Regions from separate parts of the Mus musculus genome. Here region 2 is linked to region 1. Evidence: chromatin loops called from intact Hi-C (ENCODE). Cell type or tissue: gastrocnemius. All regions are shown on one strand. Each heading gives the region's core, and the rest is flanking DNA. Links, peaks and the distances in the headings are about the cores only.

Region 1 (4,914 bases), core at 1,071-3,570:
TCAAATGAAGGCTTCCATCTCTGTTTTTGTTGGAAGACTAGGAACTGCACAGATAGCTGTGACACAGGCATGTGACAGATGAGTAAGGTACCAAATGTCCCAGACCAGCATAGCATCTGAAGGCTTTCTATTCAGCTTTGTGCTGTCTGACGTGGGTTTCTAAAATCAGCCACCAAGTGTGTCTTATATTAATTAGCCTTCAAGGGTATTACAGACATGCCCCTGCTGAAACACTGCCTTCCTTGGGCACTCTTGACATTCTGCGTTCACCCAGACTTCCTGCATCTTCACTGCAGAGCTCAGCTGGGGCTTCCTGTTTTCATGAACACACTCCTCACTGCTTCCCTTGCTAAAGGCCTGAGACAGCATGCAGAGTAGAGGGAAGGCTACAGAGTCACCCTCAGCTCTAATGCCTCTCTGAAGCTCTGCATTGTCAACATCTAACTTGCCTGACATTTCCACATATGTCATACCATATCTGCCTAGCTAAATCTCTGACTTACGACTCCACAGGCTGAAATTAGTTCCTCTTCCCTTCTCAGTCTCATGGATGGCAATAGCAGCTACCCTCATAGGTTCAAAAGATGCCCTTCTGATTTACAAAAAGGTCATTTCGTTACTTTCTAAAGCACACAGCTCCGATTAAAAACGACTTGGAAACTTTTCTTTTCCTATCTAATCTGGGGATTTTTCTGTTTTTCAAAATGTCTGTTTGTATACTTCATCTACTGTGTTAGTTTCTTTTCTTGTGGTAAAATGTCTGACTAAAGCAAGTTAAGGGTGGAGGTGCTTGCTTTGGCTCTCAGTTTGAAGGGATTCAGTCCATTAGAACTGAGACGTATGCTGGTGGGAACATAATACAGCTGGTCACTTTGCATCTACAGTCAAGAAACAGGAGGAGAAATGCGGGTGCTGTTTCTCTTCTTTGTTTTCAACAGTCTGGAAGCCTGGCCTATGGGATAGTGTCAACCATACTCAGGATGTGTCTTCTCCCATCAGTTAAATCTCCCTGGAATGTTCTCGTGAACATCCCTAGAAGTGAGTGTACAAGGAGATCCTAGATCAAGTCGAGCTGACAGGGAAGACTGACCACCGTTGGGCTCTTCTGGGCTCCTATTAACTTGGAATTCCCATCTTTCACTTAACTTGATTTCTAAGAGAGCCCTTAATCTGAGATTATTAATTCTGAAATGACTCTATCACATGTTCTCTTAAATCTTTCTTTTAGAAGTCCCTCCTATCTTAGCTTCCCTGGATTAAGCTCTCAGGCCTGTCTTCCATGGGTAAGCCTTTATTTTTAACAGTTTGATGTGGTTTGGTATCACTCCAGTTCTGCTTTCCTTTATCTATAAGCTTTCCCCTATATAGGAAGTTTCTAAAGTTTCCATTTAAAATCTGTATTGATTTGTGGCTATGTTTTAATATATATTAAGCTCCTGCCACACTAAGGTCTGTCTCCCAGCTCCCTCTGCCTATTTGTCTGTAATTGCCTCAAGACCACATTTTTTTTTAATTACTGTGTATTTGTGGTATACTTAATGTCTATCAAAGCAAGCTCTTCTTTCATGGGCTGCCAGTTGTTCCTTTAAAGAGATTATTGCACTAAGCAGAGAGCAAGTGGCAATCTCAACCACATATTTAAACGTAAAGTAGTTGCTTGTTTTTTGTTTTTTGTTTTTAAATCAGTCATTCTTAGTATACTATGGGGGTAAATTGGTAAATGATTGATTCATGTATCTAACAAATATAACTAAATATATGATACTTATTGCCAGCATTGCTCTAGATGCCGGAGCCTGAGTAGGATCAAAGATCCTGATCCTCTTCTATGAACTTATACTTGAATGACAGGAACTAGGGACCACTCTATGCCTGACCTCTCCCTAGCTCAGTGTCAGGGTGAAAGCCCAGAGGCCCCCCCTCTGGCTCCTGGAGGGAATAAATGTTTACAGAGGACAGAGCCACCCCTAAGCTGCAGGTGAACAATAAGTAACAATGAGCACCTCTCCTGGCTTTTATAAGAAACCCAGACACACAAGTTAATTTACTGAAGATTTAATTTTGTAAAAAGTCAATGCATTTAGCTTAAGTGAAATAGCAGGTCATTTCCTTTTCTCTCTCTAGTCACTGGTCGAACTGCGAATAAAGATCTATGGAAATGAAAGCAAAGTTATTGCTGCTATGAATCTTCTAAACAATAAAATCTACTTATTTTCATTATGTTTAGCATTGAAAATGAAACTGTCTTATAAAAGACCAACTTGGGAGTAAAGGAGATTTAGATAAATGCAGAGCTCCTGCTCCTCCCAGGTGGAGAGCTGACAAGGCAGAGACTTGGTACAGAGAAATGGCTCCTTGGCTAGCTTCTCTCAGCCATACGGTGACCATATGGTGGTGGAAGTCCTATTCACTAGATCTTTCCTCTGAGCCTCTTCCAGCCCCTGAGTAACCAGATGGTGGCCTACTCCTTCTTCACTAGGTAGCCCCTTTCTCAGCTTCTCCCAGCCACACAATGACCATATGATGGCCAAGGTCCTAATTCACTAACCCTCCCTTCCTTAACCTCTCCTACTTAGTGACCATTTGGTGGTAGAGGCCTTCATTCACTAGCCCATCCCCAGACCTCTCCCAGTCCAAAGGTGACCACATGGTGGTTGGATCCTCATCCACCCAACTCCTTTTGTGGGAAAGCTGAGTCTCCCTGAACATCTATGGACTGTGCTTTCAGTTTTCTCAAAACCAGTCCTAGCAAGCCCCCTTCCGATGTCCTCACCAGCCATAGCCACTGAAGACACACAGCTGGCTGGAAGGAGGGCATGCTCCCAAGAGTTGGGGATGAGAAAAATCAGAGCTGTTAGGTTGGAAGGAGAGCCTGGCTGATATGCTCAGAATTTCTTTCAGTAGTAGCTAGTGTTTATAGGGTAGCAATTAGCACCTAGTACACACGTTCCTGGGGACAGCAGGCCCCATGATATGAGACTCAGTACAGAAGCACATCCCCCTTTTTGGAAAGTTTGACAAATGTCACTTTAGCTCTATTTACAAAGGGTATTAGGAACACAGTCCCCTGTGAGACTTTATTTCCTAGTCCTTACTCAGTAGTGTTTACTTCAGTAGGCAAAGGAGCACAATATCTAACTCCTCAGAGAACAAGGGATAACATCACTTGTCACATATCCTCTCTCAAATATAGTGTACTCATTCTTTCTTGAATATTGGCTGCTGGATAACTGCTTTAACTGTCTGAAGTCTTGAAGGCCTCATGACAAATCTGTGAAGATGGTACAATAGCCTTACTTTACAGAAGATTCAGCTGAGGCTTGGAGATCTGGATCCAGAATCAGCAATTTTCAACCATACTTACCATAGACAAGTCTACAATATCCAAGGCTCTCCGGAGAAGCAGCAGTATCATCAGTCTGTCTGTCTCTGTCTCTGTCTCTGTCTCTGTCTCTGTCTCTGTCTCTCTCTCTCTCTCTCTCTCTCTCTGTGTGTGTGTATGTGTGTGTGTATCTACCTATCTACTTAGTTTAAGGAAATAGCTCACATACATATGAAAACAATCAAGATCAAAATATGAAGGGCAGATTGTGAGTTTCCCATGGAACAGCTGAAGATATAGCCTGAATTTGAAGCCACTATAAGGCAGATTCCATTTTGCTTTGGGAGACCTGTTTTTGTGTGTGTGTTTGTCACAGAATATTTAGTTAATTGATTGGCTGAAGCCTACCCAATTGAGCCTTACTCAAAATGTACTGATCTAAATTTCAATCACTTATTTAAGAAACCAAAGCAACTTTTATAACTATATTCAGATGTTTCTGACCAAATGGCTTGGTATTAAAGCCTAATTAATTTGACACATAAAAGAACTGAAACAGAAAAATCATGGCCATAATCAAAAATACCACAATGTAACAAAATGAGAATTAAGGTAAGAAGTAAGCCCCCAAGTTTATGATGAACCACCATTTTTTATATCACTTACACTTTCTATGCTATTCCTAATATAGAAATTTCTGTTTTATATTTGGATTTAGATAGTGATTTTTTTCAAAGATTACTCCTACATACACATGAAAAAGAAAAGATATAATCAATGTCAATGTGTAAAGACTTCAGAGAAGTTTGATCCAAGGTACATCATAGGAAACTTGATCTTCTTGGAATCCTATATATGACCTCAGGAGCTGATAGGTGACTGTTGAATGTTTTCTAAGACAGTGTGCTATCTGGTAATTAATGTCAACTTGACACAGGTTAGAATCATTTGGAAAAAAATGTCCTACCAGGCTGTCCTGTGGGCAAGCCTGTAGTGCATTTTCTCAATTGATGATTGATGTGGGAGATCCTAGCTCACTGTGGGTAGTGCCACCCTAGGCCGGTGGTCCTAGATGCTGTAAGAAAGCAGGATGAGAAAGCCATGGGGTGCAAGCTAGTAAACAACATTTCTCCATGGCCTCTGCATCAGTTCTTACCCTTACTTCCTTCTGTGATAGGCTGTAATGGGGGAGACTAAGTGAAATAAACCCTCTCCTCCCCAAGTTGGTTTTGGTCATGGTGTTTTACCACATAGCATTAGAAACCCCATGACAGACAATATTTCAAACTACCAACACTCTCCAGTAAGCTAGGTGATAGTGGCAATTCCTTTTTTTTTATTCTTGTCTGTGTTACAAAATGGAACAGAGATCCCAGTTCTTGTAGGATATCTCCCATCTTGGATTCCACTCAGACACTGATTCTCACTGGAAGCATACAAGTTCTTGCTTCATCATCATGCCTATGTCCTGTTGCTGTGTCTGTGTTATTTTCACTTCTAATGCCTTCTCTCTTGACTGTAAAGTCAAGAATAATGCTCCTGAAGATCTTTCCCACAAGCAAAGGACTCATACAAGGGAATGGTACCACGTA
Region 2 (4,914 bases), core at 1,616-4,115, 66 kb before region 1:
AGAAAAATGTTGCTAGTCTATAACCTCTCAATGACAGGATTCCAGAGAACTGTGATTTTCACCTTTGTCCTTTTATGTATTTTCCAACTTTCCATAATAATTATCTTCCATTTTTGAAAGAGTTATATGTTATTATAAGAAATTATAGACATTAAATAAACTCAGTGGCATTCAGCATTAAAATTCATTTGTTATTCATCCTACAAAAGGTATTTTTCTAGTTGAGTCATGGTTGATCCAGCTGAATGGACAAGTACCCAAGACCATAGTTTTGTATATAACTCAAGAATTTTTCCTAAAATACCAGCACCTGTCACTGAACCACTAGTCCCTAAATTCTAATCAGTGACATAGCCATGGAGTACAGGCCTGGGAAATTCTTAGGAGCCACATTAGAGCCATGCAGAATATTTCTTTCTATTGTATCACACCCTTGATAGACCCTCATCACTACACAGGACAAGAATGAGTCCTCAGGGACAGGGACACCGAGGGCATGGTCAACACCCGAGGACAGGTACACAGGAAGGGCTTGCCTGGACTGTAGCTTGGTTCCAAATGTTCCAAGAAGGGAAAACTGTAGAAATTCATAGGGATGCCTCTCTAGACAGAGAAGAAAGAAAGAGACAACAATACAAGAAGAAGAAGAAGAAGTTTCTGTGGTCCCTGTCAAGTATGGGTGAAACACTCAGACAGAAAGAAAATCCAGCAGGAAGAAGCTCTAGAGCTGACATAGTAGTCACTGAGAACCCTGTGGATAGAATGGGTGCAACAGGCAGAACATTCTACCAGGATTAGCAGAAGACGCACTTCTCCAAGTCTACAGGTTTTCCAGGATAGACTTAACAAGTCTAGCAAGACTGAGAACATATCAAACATTTCCCTAAGTACAGTAAAATTGAACTAAAGGCCGTTAAGGAAATTAAGAGAATTCACAGAAAATGAGAAAAATAAAATAATTCACAGAAACATGGAAAATAAACAATGATCTCTTAAACAACCACTGTGTTTAATCAACCATTCAAAGGTAATACCAATATTCTTAAACTATTCAACAAAATAGAAGGGAACATCCCCTTCTCAGAGATAGTATCTCACAATGTAGCCCTAGTTTGTCTGGAACTCACTATGTAGACCAACCCGCACTCAGTCATGTGACAGTCTTCTTGCCTCTGTCTCCCAAATGGCACAAATTATTCTCTGAGGTTATCATTGCTGTCGTCATAAAATAAAGATAGCACAAAAAATTAAGACCATGATAAACATGGGTGAAAATATCACGAACAGAATACTAGCAAACCACATGTAATACTGCATCAAAAAGACTGCTTGCCATTACCAAGTAGTATATACCTTTAAGATGCAAGGATGGCTCAGCACACGAAGTTATCCAATGTGCTACACCACACAGAAAATAAAAGGAAGACTAAAATCTGCAAGGTCTGATAGACATAGAACAATCACAAAAATCCAACAATTTTTAATGACAAAAGCTCCCATAATTTCGGACCAGAAGGAATTTACCTCCACACAATAATGGCCCCTGTGGTAAGCCTCATGACATCATAAGGATAAGGTCAAAGACAAAACAAGATGCTCATTCTGCCACTTCTATTCACAGGATTGTAGGAGTCCTAGACAGATTACTTAGACAAAAAGGTATGAAAGGTCTGCAAACTAGAAAGGAAGACATGAGATCATCTAGGCAGACGAGCCAATATAGAAAGCAGAAAAACCACAGAGAAAAAAATACTAAAAGTGATCAATGAATTTATTACAATCTCAGGATATGAGAGAAACACAGCACCATCAATGAACTAATACAAAAGAAATTAAGAAAACAATCCCATTTACAATACCAGCCAAAGGGATAAAATCCTTAGGAATCAACTCAACCAAGAAGTTAAGGCTTTAAAACACTAAATAATGAAATAAAAGACACGGTTATACATAAAGAGATCTCATGTTCAGAAATTGAAAAAAAATATAAGTGTTACAATGTCAATAATACACAACTGATCTTGAGAGTCAGTGCAATCTTTGAAAAACATCATAATGGAAATCCAATTGAAACATAAAAAGAGAAACTGTAAATTTGTATGGAAAAAAAAAAAGACCTTGAGTACACAGGAGAATTTGAACAAGAATAAAGTTGGAGGCATTATACCTCCCAATTCAAGTGTATTAAAAGCCTGTAATAGTCAAAACCACATGGTACTGCTCTAAAAGTAGACATGTGGATGGTGGGGTGGGTTGAAAGCCCAGACAGAGCAATACAGATCAAGTCACATGATCCTTTCCAAGGCTGCCAGAAGACCTGATGAGGAAAAGGCAGTCCCTCTAACAAATGGTGTTGCAAGGCTGGATAGTCATAGCCAAAGAAAGAAAATGGACTTAATCTTACCTTACACATTCAAATCTTGCCCCAGATATTAAGATGCAAGCCACATACTTGACAAAGGATAAAAACAGATTAAGTTATCAAATATAAGTCCTGAGAATTTAAAGTTTTGTTTTTTTCAAAGAGAACATAAGGGAAACTCTTCTTGCCTTCGGTCTTGGAGATGCTTCTTGGCTGTGATCCCAGAGCATTGACAAGACGGACTTCATCAAACTAAGATGCTTCCATAGAGAAAGAAAAGCCAGTGGGATGGAAGGTAGCTGGCAGGACGGGGGACAAGGTTTGCAAACCATACAAATGGGCTAATTTTCAAAATCTGTAAAATATATCTAATTCATTAGCAAAAGCCCACTGCACAATCTATTAAAAATGGGCAAAGAACTGAACAGACATTTCTCAGAGACAATGTAGAAATCCCCAGCAGGTATATGGGAAGGGCTTAGCATGCTTACTATCTAAGAGCTGCAAACCAAAACCACAAGGTGTCACTGCGCGCCTGTCAGTTAGGGAGCTGTCATCTACACACCCAAGGATGACAACTGATCCCAAGATGAGGAGAAAATAACATTTTGTTTGGTCACTATGGAAAAACACCATAGAGGCTCCTAGACAGGAGTAACCTGGGCAGCCATATGGCACCCAGTTACATTTTTTTTTTTTAATGAAATGGGAGTAATCACTCTCTGATGTAAGACAGGCATGGTAACTCATGCCTGTAATCTCAGTAATAGTGAAGCTGAGGCAGGAGGATTAATGAGAGTTCCAGGCCATCTGGTGCCACTACACTGTGAGTGTGGGATAGTGTGGGCTACAACTTATCTCAAAAAAAAAAAAAAAAAGAGTGAAAGGGACTTGACACACACCATCTGCTATACACCTGGGGTTATATAGAAGGCACTCACTATTGAGCTATATAGATCTTTGTACAATACAGAGAAATCAGACATCAGTGTGTAAAAGCATAGGCCACTGATTGCCCCTCATCCCTTTGGGCAAAAACAGCTCTACTGAGAAAATCTACCCACATGTCATATGATTCATCTATTAAAGTATACACTCCAGAGGTTGTTGGTTGCTGATTGCTGGCATGTTACACTGTTTTTTTTTTTTCTTTTTTCTTTAGGGAAATTTTAAATAAACTGTGTCATTTTAAGCAAACAATTTAATGACATTCAAACAGACTTCTTCAGAGAGCTGCATGCCATCCTTGTACAGAGACCATGGTAAGCTTTTCTGTGTCACTCTCTTTAGTTTATGTGCTGGGGAAGCAAGTGCTTGGTCTCTGGCAACGTCAAAGATGAAGCTAAAGGGAGCGAAAGCATTTGCAGCCATTTGCAAACTGGATGTCAATCAGCAAAGTCTCACCTCTTTAACCCCAGTCTCACACTTCATAGGCTATCAGTCAGGATGGGTGGGAGATTTAGATCTGGTGTTCTGAGATAGGGCCTTTTCATGTAGCAAGGCTGACCCCAAAATATCTCTCTCTCTCTCTCTCTTTCTCTCTCTCTCTCTCTAAAGATTTATTTTTAATTGTTCAATGTATATGAGTGCTCTATCTGCATGTACACCTGCATGCCAGAAGAGCATTACATTACAGATGGTTGTGAGCCACCATGTGGTTGCTTGGAATTGAACTCAGGACCTCTAGAAGAGCAGGCAGTCTTATCCACTGAGTCATCTCTACAGCCCCTCACCTCAAACTCTTTATTTTGCTTGTGTCCACAAAGTGCCATGGTTATAGAAATATGCTTCAACACCTGGCTAGATAGTAGGCTTATGTATAAAACATAAACCTATGAGATGTTAGAATAAAATATTTGGGGCATAGGTCTTTGTGACCTTGATAATAAAACCAATACATTAAACATTATCAAAGTTAAAGCTCCATGAAAGATCCTGAGGCATAAAAGTATTTATTATATATTTCCAAACAGCTACACAAAAGGATTTTGAATATTTTTCAAACAGAAATGACAAATGTTTGGGGTAATGGATATGATGATAAGTGTGATTTGTTCATATTATACATTGCACACACTTATCAAATGCAATGCTGAGACCTACAAATATGCAAGTATATATTAAACATATAAAATATAAATATATATTAATATATATTAAGGTAAAGAGAGAAGTTATAGGCTGAGACAGACTTACAAACCACATACTTGACAAAAGAATTTAGTCAAATTTATAGTGAACTCCTGAAATCCAACACTAAAGACAGATGATCAATTAGGGCATGGGCAAAGGAGAAGAACTATCCCTACTCTGTGTTGGACACATCTACATGTGTTGATGCTCAGGGCCTTTGCTTCTTTGGCTAGTTCTGTCCTTACTCCTTACATCAGAAACCACTCAAAAGCCCTGCCCACAGCCGTCCCTCTCCTGACTTCCTGACCAGCCCCTGTGCTTCCCTGGGTGGCCCCCTGTGACATGGCATGACATGCCCCCTTCTCCCAGGAACTGTGAACAACTGTCCACTTCTCCCTCCCTTCCCTATTTCCTTACAG

What was found. Peaks named below come from ENCODE experiments on the same cell type or tissue, not always from the same donor. Only the 100,000 strongest peaks of a DNase experiment are listed, where the experiment ranks them.
Region 2: it touches region 1 in a loop (4-fold over the local background); 1 of 42 quality-filtered maps calls a loop at or near these places.

Annotation. Positions count from the first base shown.
Region 1 is chr7:63,517,998-63,522,911 of GRCm38, reverse strand. All of the region lies in intron 1 of Otud7a (OTU domain containing 7A), which reads right to left. Among named protein-coding and RNA genes, the nearest start is that of Otud7a, 76 kb to the right of the region's middle. In gastrocnemius, for the core only: no CTCF peak of the experiment used is centred there; a DNase peak (open chromatin) is centred at 2,404.
Region 2 is chr7:63,584,680-63,589,593 of GRCm38, reverse strand. All of the region lies in intron 1 of Otud7a (OTU domain containing 7A), which reads right to left. Among named protein-coding and RNA genes, the nearest start is that of Otud7a, 140 kb to the right of the region's middle. In gastrocnemius, for the core only: no CTCF peak of the experiment used is centred there; a DNase peak (open chromatin) is centred at 2,888.